Regions from separate parts of the Homo sapiens genome. Here region 1 is linked to region 2. Evidence: chromatin loops called from intact Hi-C (ENCODE). Cell type or tissue: IMR-90. All regions are shown on one strand. Each heading gives the region's core, and the rest is flanking DNA. Links, peaks and the distances in the headings are about the cores only.

Region 1 (5,385 bases), core at 122-5,121, 140 kb before region 2:
AAGCCTGCCTGGTAAAAAGTCCCCTCTCACATAGTTTCTGCAACAGCAGAAATTTATGTAAGAAGTTGCAAGTGAGGCCCTGGAAAAATACAAAGTGAAAAAAAAGTCATTGAAAACAAAAATAATTTAAAGAAAAGCAAATTACAGAGTCAGAGTTTAAAAGAGGCTAAGCTGTCAAGGCTGGAGGAGAGTAGAGGCTTCTTTCTATTTATCTCAGCCTGCATACTTACTACTTCCGAGGGAGCAGGAACAGCAGCACCTGGCAGTCATGTGATAATACCTGTGAGACAAGCAGTGGTCCTGCCATGGCTTTTCCTCTGAGAGTAAATAAACCCACTCGCTTTAGAACTTCCCCACAGCTTTGATCAGACTGATAGCACTGTGACATCTTAGGGAAAATATAATCAGAGCTATATTGAGAGCACAATGACCAGAGTTCTATTCCAATTTATTCCTATAAAGCAATTCTGGCTTTAAACTTTTACTTGACAGTGTGAGTGTATTATATTCAGAATTAATAAAAATTTTGAATACAGTGAACAAGATTACTTATCTGAAATAGTTCATTTCAGTAAATTAACTATTCAGAGGAGAAAGAAAATGTACTCCTGATTGTCTCTTTATGCCAGGGGTTGTCAATCAGGGCTATATATTCGAATCACATGAGGGTGCTTTGAACACGTATAAAAATATTTGCCCCAACCCCCACAGATTCTAAATTAAGTAGCCTGGGTGTGCCCTGTCCTTGAGTAAGTTTGTTTTAAATCTCCCCAGTTCATTCTTACTTGCAATTAATATTGGCATCACCTGTTTAGTGTATTATGTCCATTAAAATTACTGTAAATTAAAATGATTTTTGTCAAAATCCCTCACCACACTTGACTCACTTGCTGTTAATCTTTAAAAAAATAAAATACAAGTAAACACTGGGCAAATGATGAGAATGTAAGTATTTTGTGAAGCCCACCTTTGTACAACTTTCAACCTGGCTTCTGCGGCTTCAGAAGCCACAGACTCATACACATCTGTATTTCCTACAAAGACAGACTAGTAAACATGGCTTTCTTAGCTTCAGACCTAATAGAACCTGATTGCACAGATCACTTCAAATCAACTCTAGAGCCACGGAGTCTTATGCTGGGCTGGGCTTAATCTAGATTTCTAAGTGGTTTGGGACAGCAAAAACAAACAAACAAACAAACAAAAAAACAGTGGCATAGTCCCAAGAGTGGACCATCTGAAATAGAATATAAATCTCCCTGAGTTATTTAGCTTAGTCAGAACTAGGAAGGCAGATTTCAGAGAAAATGAAATTAGATAAGGAACTCAGTACTGGGCAATGTCAGTGGACAAGATAGTCTGCTATATAAACCATGTTCCAATCTATAGAAAAAATGATACTTCAATAAGCAGCCCAAAGCTTAATTAAGGATGACAGAACATGCCTACCTCCTTCACTTTTGCCATACAGTGAAATAATACAGTGGGATGTGCTCAAATTTCAAGAGACCAAATTTTCTCCACTATTATGCCTCCTAAAGTACACCACAGAATTAGCCAAGAAGATTTTTCACTTTCAGTTTTATTAAAGACACATTGTTTTAAATTCTACCAAAGACAATATTCCATTGAATAGTCTAATTGTTTTGACAGGGTGATAAGACTGTAACCTCTGGCAGTTAAAAAGAGAATGATGACTTAGTAAGAGTCAGAATCTGAGGTAATATCTCTCAGTTCCAAATATTTAGAGGGGAAATGGTTTATTTAAACCCTTGATGTATCACTGGAATCTGTAAATCTCATTAAGTAGAAAATCTCCACAGCCTGGAATACTAAATTTCTGCACTGTCAGGATGCCCATTCTCTGCAGTGTCCTCTGGACCCAAGGTGACAAAAATTTTTGTAAGGATATAGAAAAAGAACTCACAGTGCAGTGTAAGGCCGTCATTAAACAAAGATGTCCAAAAATTTTTTAAATGTAATTAACTGAAGGAAATTAACAGACTAGCTTCCCTCATCTCAGTATCCTAAACAGACTCTAGAAACTAGCTTTCAAAAAATCAGGTGAGTGGTATTTTCAAGTTCCATATATATCTTAATTTCACATTTCCTTGTCTTTTTCTGTTCATCATCCTTCAGATGGAGAACACAAGAACATCCTTAAATGAACACAAAACTTCAGCCTTAAATAAATTTACAGAATAAAATTGTTGAAAGTACTGACAGTCAAGATAAATTTATTCTGAGCTTGGAATAAGGTAAAATGATAGATTCTTTTTGATATCATGTAAGAGTATTTGTAATAAGCCAGTCTGACATTTAGGGAATGCCACAGTATATCTGACTAACAATTCACAGCAGAACAGTGCAGATATTTTATGGCCCTGTGAGTTTAGAAGTTAACCTGCAGAAAATGATGAGCCATTAAGAATTTATAGTCCAATAGAGAAGTAACTCCGAAAGGTTAAGTACCCATTGCCCTGTAGAAAGTTATCTTATACTTAATTTAAAATTTTATTTTGCAGTCCCTTTCAACTGATTCTATTAATGCTGCTCTGCAAATGCTCTTAGAACCAGCTCCGTGTCATCCTGCTAGTTTCTTCATTATTAATGTAAGTTTGGCCTGTCCTAACAACTTTAAGAATTGTGCTTTTACAACAGCAAGAATAGATGCCACTACCTAGTAATTATATTTTAATGTAATCCTCTGACCTGTTCCAGGGAGTTACAAAATCAAATGCCTACGGGGGCTAGAAAGGTAAAATATAAAAAGCAAGCTGAATATAAAATGATAGAAAAGCAGCAGCTCATGTTGTAGTCGTTTTAATATCCGCCTGGTAACATTGTTTTTCAATCCCTTGTGCTGGCAAAATAAAAAACAAAACATTTGCAATTCCAGTAGTGGAGCCTGTGAGTCAGCGTTTAGTGTCATGCTTCCTCAGCCTATTTAAAATATCCTGGAGCATAACTAAAAGCCATAAAGCCTAACTAGCCCTCAGAGCACTCGTGAAAGTCAGATTCACAGAAGCAGAAACGTAGAGGTCAGTGTACATCATTCTTCCTCCATACTTCCCCCACACCTTTGGAACTTGTAAACCTCAAAATGCTAGGGGTGTAACCTCCTCATAAACCTACTCAAGACAGATTATATCACACTTTCCTCTATTTTTCCGCAGCTCTTTATGTCTTCCTAACAAAGTGGATCTAGTTTGGAATTGTTTACAAAGCCATCTTTCTGGCTGAAATCCAAGCACAAAGCCTAAGACAAGGATATTTGTGGCAGCTACTCAGAATGGCTTCTGGAACTAAATTTTAATTTTCTGCATAACCAAGTCCTTCAATAAGAAATAACATGACAGGAAAAACCAACTTAACCTGAATCCGCAACCTAGAAACAAGTTCTCTGACCACAGATAGAGCTTGACTGGCTCCTTGGTACTATGATTCCTAGTGTTACAGACACATGGAAAACATCACCTCAGCAGTTTATAGAAAATAGAGCCATTACTGCGTCAATGATGGACTTCAGAGTTAAGCCTCAGGGGTGCCAGAAATTTGAGGTTTATCTATAATATTTACCTCATTCTTATATAGGTACCAAGAACTTACCTGTATTGGTACTTTAGAACACCAACTGTAGAGTTAGAGCTGGAGAAAGTTACAGCATAAAAAGTAACTTAATGCAATGACTTTAAACTTTTAAGTTCCTAAGAATCCACCTCCAGGTCTAAAACATGTCCAAACTGCCAGGCCTCACTCCAGAGATGATAATACATGTGAAACCCAGACATTTCCATTGTTAGTTAACAGCTGATTCTGATGAAAATGAACTGAGGCATATTATTTGAAAAATACTTTCTTAAAAGACTGCCTATCCAACTCCTCATTTTACAAATGAGAAAGATGAGGTCTAAAAAATACAGTATTTCCGGCTCTATCGGCCTTTTAGTTAGACAAACACTATCAAGACAGGCTCATCAGCTCTTCTGGGTTCACTGAAGTAAAACCAGAAATTCAGGAGTTTTGATTTGGTATCAGAATCTCTGATACACAGTCTCGGTAAATGAAGAACTATATCTGGAATGGGTACCTCTAATACAACCTGGGCATGGAATAACTCTCCAAGAAATCAGTGCATTCTCACAGAAGGGAAAAGTTACAAATATTTTCCTTCTTCTTACAGACCTGAGATTAAGTGTATACCTTTTATAATATGTTGCTCTAGGATTTATTTCAAAGTCATGAGCATGAACTAGAGAGAAAGAAAGGTTGCTTAAGGTACTTATTAAATTCATTGGTTTGTAGTTATATACATGATACCAGGACTTCCATCGAGACTGTCCTCTATTACCTGCGTCATGGAGGTGGAGCTGCTCCTCACTCTCTGAGAATGGAGGAGTCCTGGGCCTGTGTCTCCTTTTTCTGTGCTCACCTTGCCCATGGTCCCTCCCATATACAACTTCCTTGCAGTGAAGCCCTGCTTTTTGTGAGGACTTGGGTGAAAGTCGATCTTGGTGTCGAGACTGTTTTTCCCAATTTCGAGTCTGATGGTTAATCTTAGTCTCCCAGTCATCACATTCAGTGCTCAGAAACACTTCACCACTGATCGTGGGAAGCAGAGGTCTCCGAGGCCTCTCCTGAGTGGACCGTTTCCTTTCATGCTGCTCATTGTTAATATGGGGATTGTCCCTCCCTTTGCCCGAGCTAGAGGATGACAGGGATCTCTTCGATGAACAATGTTGTTCTGGCTCTTCCAAGTTCTCCAGTGGATGTTCTGGTTTCTCTTTCTTGTGCTTCACAGTCTTTCCATCTCTTTGGAGTCTACAAGGTCTTGAGAATCCAGAACCCAATTCCCTGGCCCTCCTTGACCCTGGTTGGTCTGAGTGGAGGCAGAGGGATGTGAAAAATAAAAATGCAGATTAATTTAATGAGAGTTATGAACTCACTACACAGGGGGGAGTCTGGGCTCCAGTTTAACGTACTTTAAAAATGGAGAAAATTGCTTTTTCAACTTAAATTGAGAAGAGGGGATGAGCATTACTGAAACAGTTCATGCATACCTAAAGAATTCTGGGTACATAGCCAAAATGGTAAGAAACTAAAGTGAAACAAATGTGAAAGAAGAGCTTGATCACGATTAGGTAGAGCTAACAACACTTTAATATTTGCCAATAACAAAATTATAGCCATTAAACATTAAGTTCTATTTATAAACCAATTTGAAACTAGTATAGAGTAAAAAGTAGAGGTTGAGGAATCTTGTAAAACAAAAAAATTAAGCTTTGTAATTTCAGACAGAGGCTTTCAAATATTCTTACTGGAAATGCCAATAAAACTATCAGAATATTGCTAGTTTCTCTTGAGTTCAGAGGAATGATCCACAGA
Region 2 (5,385 bases), core at 305-5,304:
CTCCTTTAAGAAAGGCACAGAGCTGGCCAGGCGCGTTGGCTCACGCCTGTAATCCCAGCGCTTTGGGAGGCCGAGGCGGGTGGATCACGAGGTCAGGAGATCGAGACCATCCTGGCTAACATAGTGAAACCCCGTCTCTACTAAAAATACAAAAAAAATTAGCCGGGCGTGCTGGCGAGCGCCTGTATTCCCATCTACTCGGTAGGTAGGCTGAGCCAGGAGAATGGCGTGAACCCGGGAGGCGGAACTTGCAGTAAGCCGAGATCGCGCCACTGCACTCCAGCCTGGGCGACAGAGCAAGGCTCCGTCTCAAAAAAAAAAAAAAAAAAAAAAAAAAAAAGTCAAGGCACAGAGCTCCACCAACTTTGAGTTCTATCCAAAATGAGAGAAAACAGAAATAGCTAAAAAAGAATGTTCTTTCAAATAGTTCAGTAATTTAGATTAGTAAAACAGGGAAGTTAATTATTATAGTATAAACCTTACATGAGTGTACTAGCCAGGCTCCAAGGTGGAACCCAATAATTCTACCATTATGTAGTCTCCTTCCACATTGAATAGGGCTGACTTCTCTAATCAATAGACTATTGTGGAAATGACACTGTTGGAAGTAATGAAAGCTATTGCAGCTTCTGCCTCACTTTGTTGGATCACTTATTCCGGCGGCAGCTGGCTGCCATTTCCTAAGTGCATGCTAACAACCCTTTAGAGAGGTTTACATGGCAAAGAGCTAAGGCCTCTCGCCAACAGCCAGTGAGGAACAGAGACTTCCTGCCTTCAGCCAAGTGAGTGGGCCATTTTGGAAGTGAATACTCCAGCCTCAGTATAACTTTCAGATAACTGAAGCCCTGGCCAACATTTTCACTGTAACCTTGAGAGAGACCCTGAGCTGGAAAAAAATGAGTCAAGCTTTTCCTGGATTTCCGATGCACAAAAAGTGTGTGAGAACAAAAATGTTTATTGTCGTCAATTTTAGGTAATTGTTGCATAGCAATAGATATCTAATACCATGAGATTCACAGTGCTCTGAGATTCCGTGAGAGAAGAGACCACACCCAATTTGGGGGTTCTAGAAAAAACTTAGAAAACTTAGGAAAAACTTAAGGAGCATGTAGAAAAAATAAATGATCATCCATGAATCCTGCAATCTTGGTTACTGCAATTTAAAATTAAAATGCAAAACTAAAATGTTTACATTAGGATAGATATCACTATATACAACCTTGGAAGGACTGACATGTGAGAACAGACCAAGCTGAAGGACTTGGCAAGAACCTGTGAAGGATGAGAAGGAAAATAATCAAAGTGTACAAAACCATGTTAAAATTTAAATTCAAATTCCAGAATGATAGGATGAAGGAGCACATTAAATCTGAATGGTGATATGGTTTTAAGGAACCAAAACATAATGGCTTTTTTTCTCAATTCTACATTCAGAAACAGTAGAGAAATAAAATATGAGTGATCAATGTATAGTAAACAAAATGTCATTTTTATTGCTGATCAAGCTGAACATAAAGTGTGTCTTTACATCTGAATTTCACAGGGCTTCCTGTTGTTTTCTCCCTGTATTAGACAGACTTTTATAACTAGTCATTGTTTTCCAATAAAAAGAGGAAGCAAGCCGATAACCTGAACAGGCTCAACTACTCCTCCCAAACTGACCAATCAGAGAAGTGGCCATTCCTTCCCTGGGAAGGAGTGAATAAAAGGCTGGGCAAAAGCCAATTTTTTTCCTAACAGGAGTTCCTTCACATAGAGGACAGAAACAATTGGTTACCACTTAATAAATGGGGTAGTTTTGAATAACAAAAGAAAGTGCTAATTCACTTAGCAGAAAGTTTACTTTTGACTTCTAGGATTCTGTCTCAAAAGTGATAATTCACTTTTCAACAGATTCTGCTCAATTTATGATGAAGGTGCTGATTAGGCATAATGTCAGCTTCTGATGTATTATCTCAAGGAATTAGCCACATGGACAGGCATTCAGAAAGAAACCATGAGTACTGGAATCACATAATGAGATTTAAGTGACTGTACTGGCATGTTTAATTTGAAAATGGCTGTAGATGAGGCAGGAAAATAGGGTCTAGAGGCAGGGAACATAAGTCAGATTCACATTTCAGCTATGACAGAAAATATCCTCTCCATAGCGCATGCCCAGTATGTGACTTTGTAACTTTATTTCATCCCTTCACAGGGCATACACCAAGTAACCAATGGAATCCTCTAGAGGGTATTTAAAACCCCTCAAAATTCCATAACAGGGCCCTTGGGCCCCTTTGCTCAGGCCCGCTCCCACACTATGGAGTGTACTTTCATTTGCAATAAATTTCTGCATTTGTCACTTCATTCTTTCCTTGTTTCATCCTTTCCTTGCTTTGTTTGTGCGTTTTGTTTAATTCTTTGTTCAAGACGCCGAGAACCTGGACACCCTCACCAGTAATATAGAGTTTATCGTATAAGGCAGAGAGGATCTCCATTTACTTGGCTCATGAACCTTGAGAAGCGAATGAAACTTTTAAAACTTCTGTTCAGCAAATGTATTCATACAAAAATATCCTGTAGAATGTTCTTTTGAGGGTTAGGGTCTGTAATATACTTTGCAAAGCCTATATATGGAATCAGGTATTATCCCTTTTGGGAGAAAGTTTTAAAGCTTCATACATAAATTGGGTTGGGAGAAAAGGTAAAAGGACTGTCCCATCCTATGGTCTTGAGCTGAGCTGAGAAGAGGACTGCAGTAAAGAACAGTCACTGGCAACAATGGCCCAAGATCATTATGCTCAAAGGCATTTCCCACTGTGTAAGAAGGCAGCATTTAAAAGGGCGGCACACTCTTGTGAAAGAACATGGAATCTCCTCAAATCACTACCCCAAAGGGAAAGTTAAGTTCGGGAACTGAGTCAATACTACTGCCTTCCTTTTGTTTCTAAACTGATAGCTGTAATTCCACAACGCTGTATCACAGCCTCGTTTCCTCTACTCCCTCTTTTCACATGTTTACTTTATCTTATGTAAACTGTAGATTTACTGAGCATGAGAGAATGCATAATTGACTTTTCCCTCTACTTCCTCTTGTCATATGTAAAATGTAGATTTACTGAGGCTAATCAGAGCCTCACAAGAATGGAAGCATCTGCCTCACTGCCTGCCCTTTCTGCATTTTTCCCCCTCCTGCATGCTCTTTCCCCTTGAAAACACCCTTTGGAAAAAGCACAGGTCACAGGTGCTCCTGTGACTTGGATTTTTTTCCCCGCAAGTATCTTCAACTTTGGCCAAATATACCTCTGTTGATTGAGAAATGCCTCAGTCACATTTTGATTAACACTGTATCCCTTTTTTGTGTTTCCCACACCTGAAATGGAGCTCATTTTCAACTATGTCCTCTGGAGATGACCAAATAAGAGCTAAAAAAGAAAAGCATAAACCTTGAGATGCCGCGATTGGCTCAGTTCTGTGGCATTTCTTCACAACAAATTAGAAAGAAAATAAAATGTTAGACTTTTTACCTTAATCTTTGGGATTTTTGTCAAGAAGGGCAATCATATCTGACAAATTGAATCTGGCATTGCTATTCTCAACTTTAGCCTGAACCTGTTGTTACAGTGCATAGAGCTGTACTGGGGCATGAACAGGAACGGGGCAGAAGAGGGCCCCCACATCCCACCAGGAAAGTCAGGTGACCATAGGTGATGGTCAGGCATTTGTCACACTGCCTCTCTAAAATAATAATTGGTCACAGCCAGCACCAGGGAAAGGCAGTTTCTCTATAGATCAGAAATATCTGAAACTGGTGATTGGCATCTTCCTGATAAGATCTCAGGTGTTGGGTGAGTTTGCTCAAGCATGCGCTTTAAGAGGTCAAAAGGTGGCATTTAACTGGTACATGACCTTCTAGGGGCATTCCACTGAAAGAAGGATGCCAGGTGCTGGAAGCAGGCCAGCATATAATACCCTAAGGCCAAGGTCAAATGGGGCACTTGACCTCCAAGATGCCTGCTTGGCCTTCTTCCAAGTGTACTTCACTTTTCATTCCTGCTCTAAAGCTTTTTAATAAACTTCCACCCCACTCTAAAACTTGCCTAGCTTTCTTCTTCTGCTTTATGCCCCTCAGTCAAAGTCTTTCTTCTAAGGAGGCAAGAATTGAGATAGCTGCAGTCCCGTTAGGATAGAAATCCATATATCATGGATACAGTAATTCTAAAACTATTCATTTAATGCATATATTCTAAGTGAATCTCACTGTTCCTGGCCTTTGACAAATATCTTATTCACACAGAACTTTAATTTCTTTGTAGAAAGTCGCTTGAGGCAACGCATAATTGACTTTTGCCTCTACATCCTCATTTCACATGTAAAACCTAGATTTACTTAGGCTAATCAGAGCCTCACAAGAATGTCAGCATCTGCCTCACTGCCTGCCCTCCCTGCCATTTTTCCCCTCCTGCTTGCTCTAGCAGCTTTGTAGAAAGCTACTTTCTGCAAAGAAATTAAGTGGAAAGTCACGGCCTTGGAGTTAAACAATCTGGCATGTAATTTATATCAACATAATCTCAGGGAAATCATTTTATCTCTCCGAAAACATAATAAAATGTGGATCCTAATGTCAGAGGCATTTGAACCAGAGTGACTCCATCTTGAATAGGGGCTGGGTAAAAAGAGGCTAAGACTTGCTGGACTGCATTCCCAGAAGGTCAGGCATTTTAGTCAGAGGATGTTTACAGTTAAGAAAACAAGTTAATAATGTTTATGGAAGAGATCCAGGACTTAGCAGGTCCAGAAAATATCCTGATGTCACGATATCTTAAGAACAAAAGTATTCTTAGTTTAAGAGTAAGTTTCACTTTAAAGATAATAATATAAATTATTGTGGAAGACAGTAGTTATACAAAGATTAACAATCCTTTGTCCCAAGCCCTTGTAGTAGCGCACATCTCCCCAAGGATTGTTTTTTTTTTTGCGTTATTATCTTATATATAAACAAGCATTATACCTAAAATGGACGCATTCCTCCTCTTGCTTTTGGGCCCTACTCTCTATGGAGTAGGCATTTTTTTGTTTCTTCATTTCTGTAATAAAATTGCTTTCACTTTACTCTGTGGACTTGCCTTAAATTCTTTCTTGTGTGACATCCAAGAACCCTCTCTTGGGGTCTGGTTCGGGACCCCTTTCTGGTAACAATACCTCCTTCTTAGTGTGTGATAGAGATTTTTAAAAAAGAATGTACCAGAATATTAAAATGGGATGCTTTCTATCTCAGTTTTTGGCTGTGGCTTTAAAAGGCTGAGTAAAAAAGAGACAGAAAGAGAGAAAGTATGTGGGAAGTATTTCGTTTTGCATTCCAAAGTGAGGTGCTAGACTTATGTAGTACTTCCAAAGGAGGTT

The links. Peaks named below come from ENCODE experiments on the same cell type or tissue, not always from the same donor. Only the 100,000 strongest peaks of a DNase experiment are listed, where the experiment ranks them.
Region 1: it touches region 2 in a loop (2.9-fold over the local background); 37 of 110 quality-filtered maps call a loop at or near these places.

Annotation. Positions count from the first base shown.
Region 1 is chr3:191,374,556-191,379,940 of GRCh38, reverse strand. It overlaps CCDC50 (coiled-coil domain containing 50), which reads right to left. Exons shown (of 12, transcript NM_178335.3): 6 at 4,352-4,879. Among named protein-coding and RNA genes, the nearest start is that of UTS2B, 47 kb to the right of the region's middle. RefSeq lists a silencer at 2,847-3,141. In IMR-90, for the core only: no CTCF peak of the experiment used is centred there; a DNase peak (open chromatin) is centred at 2,940; H3K27ac peaks cover 1,378 bases.
Region 2 is chr3:191,236,123-191,241,507 of GRCh38, reverse strand. The region is part of intron 3 of OSTN (osteocrin); the gene reads right to left. Among named protein-coding and RNA genes, the nearest start is that of OSTN-AS1, 4.2 kb to the right of the region's middle. In IMR-90, for the core only: no CTCF peak of the experiment used is centred there; DNase peaks (open chromatin) are centred at 2,937 and 4,727; H3K4me3 peaks cover 637 bases; H3K27ac peaks cover 3,083 bases.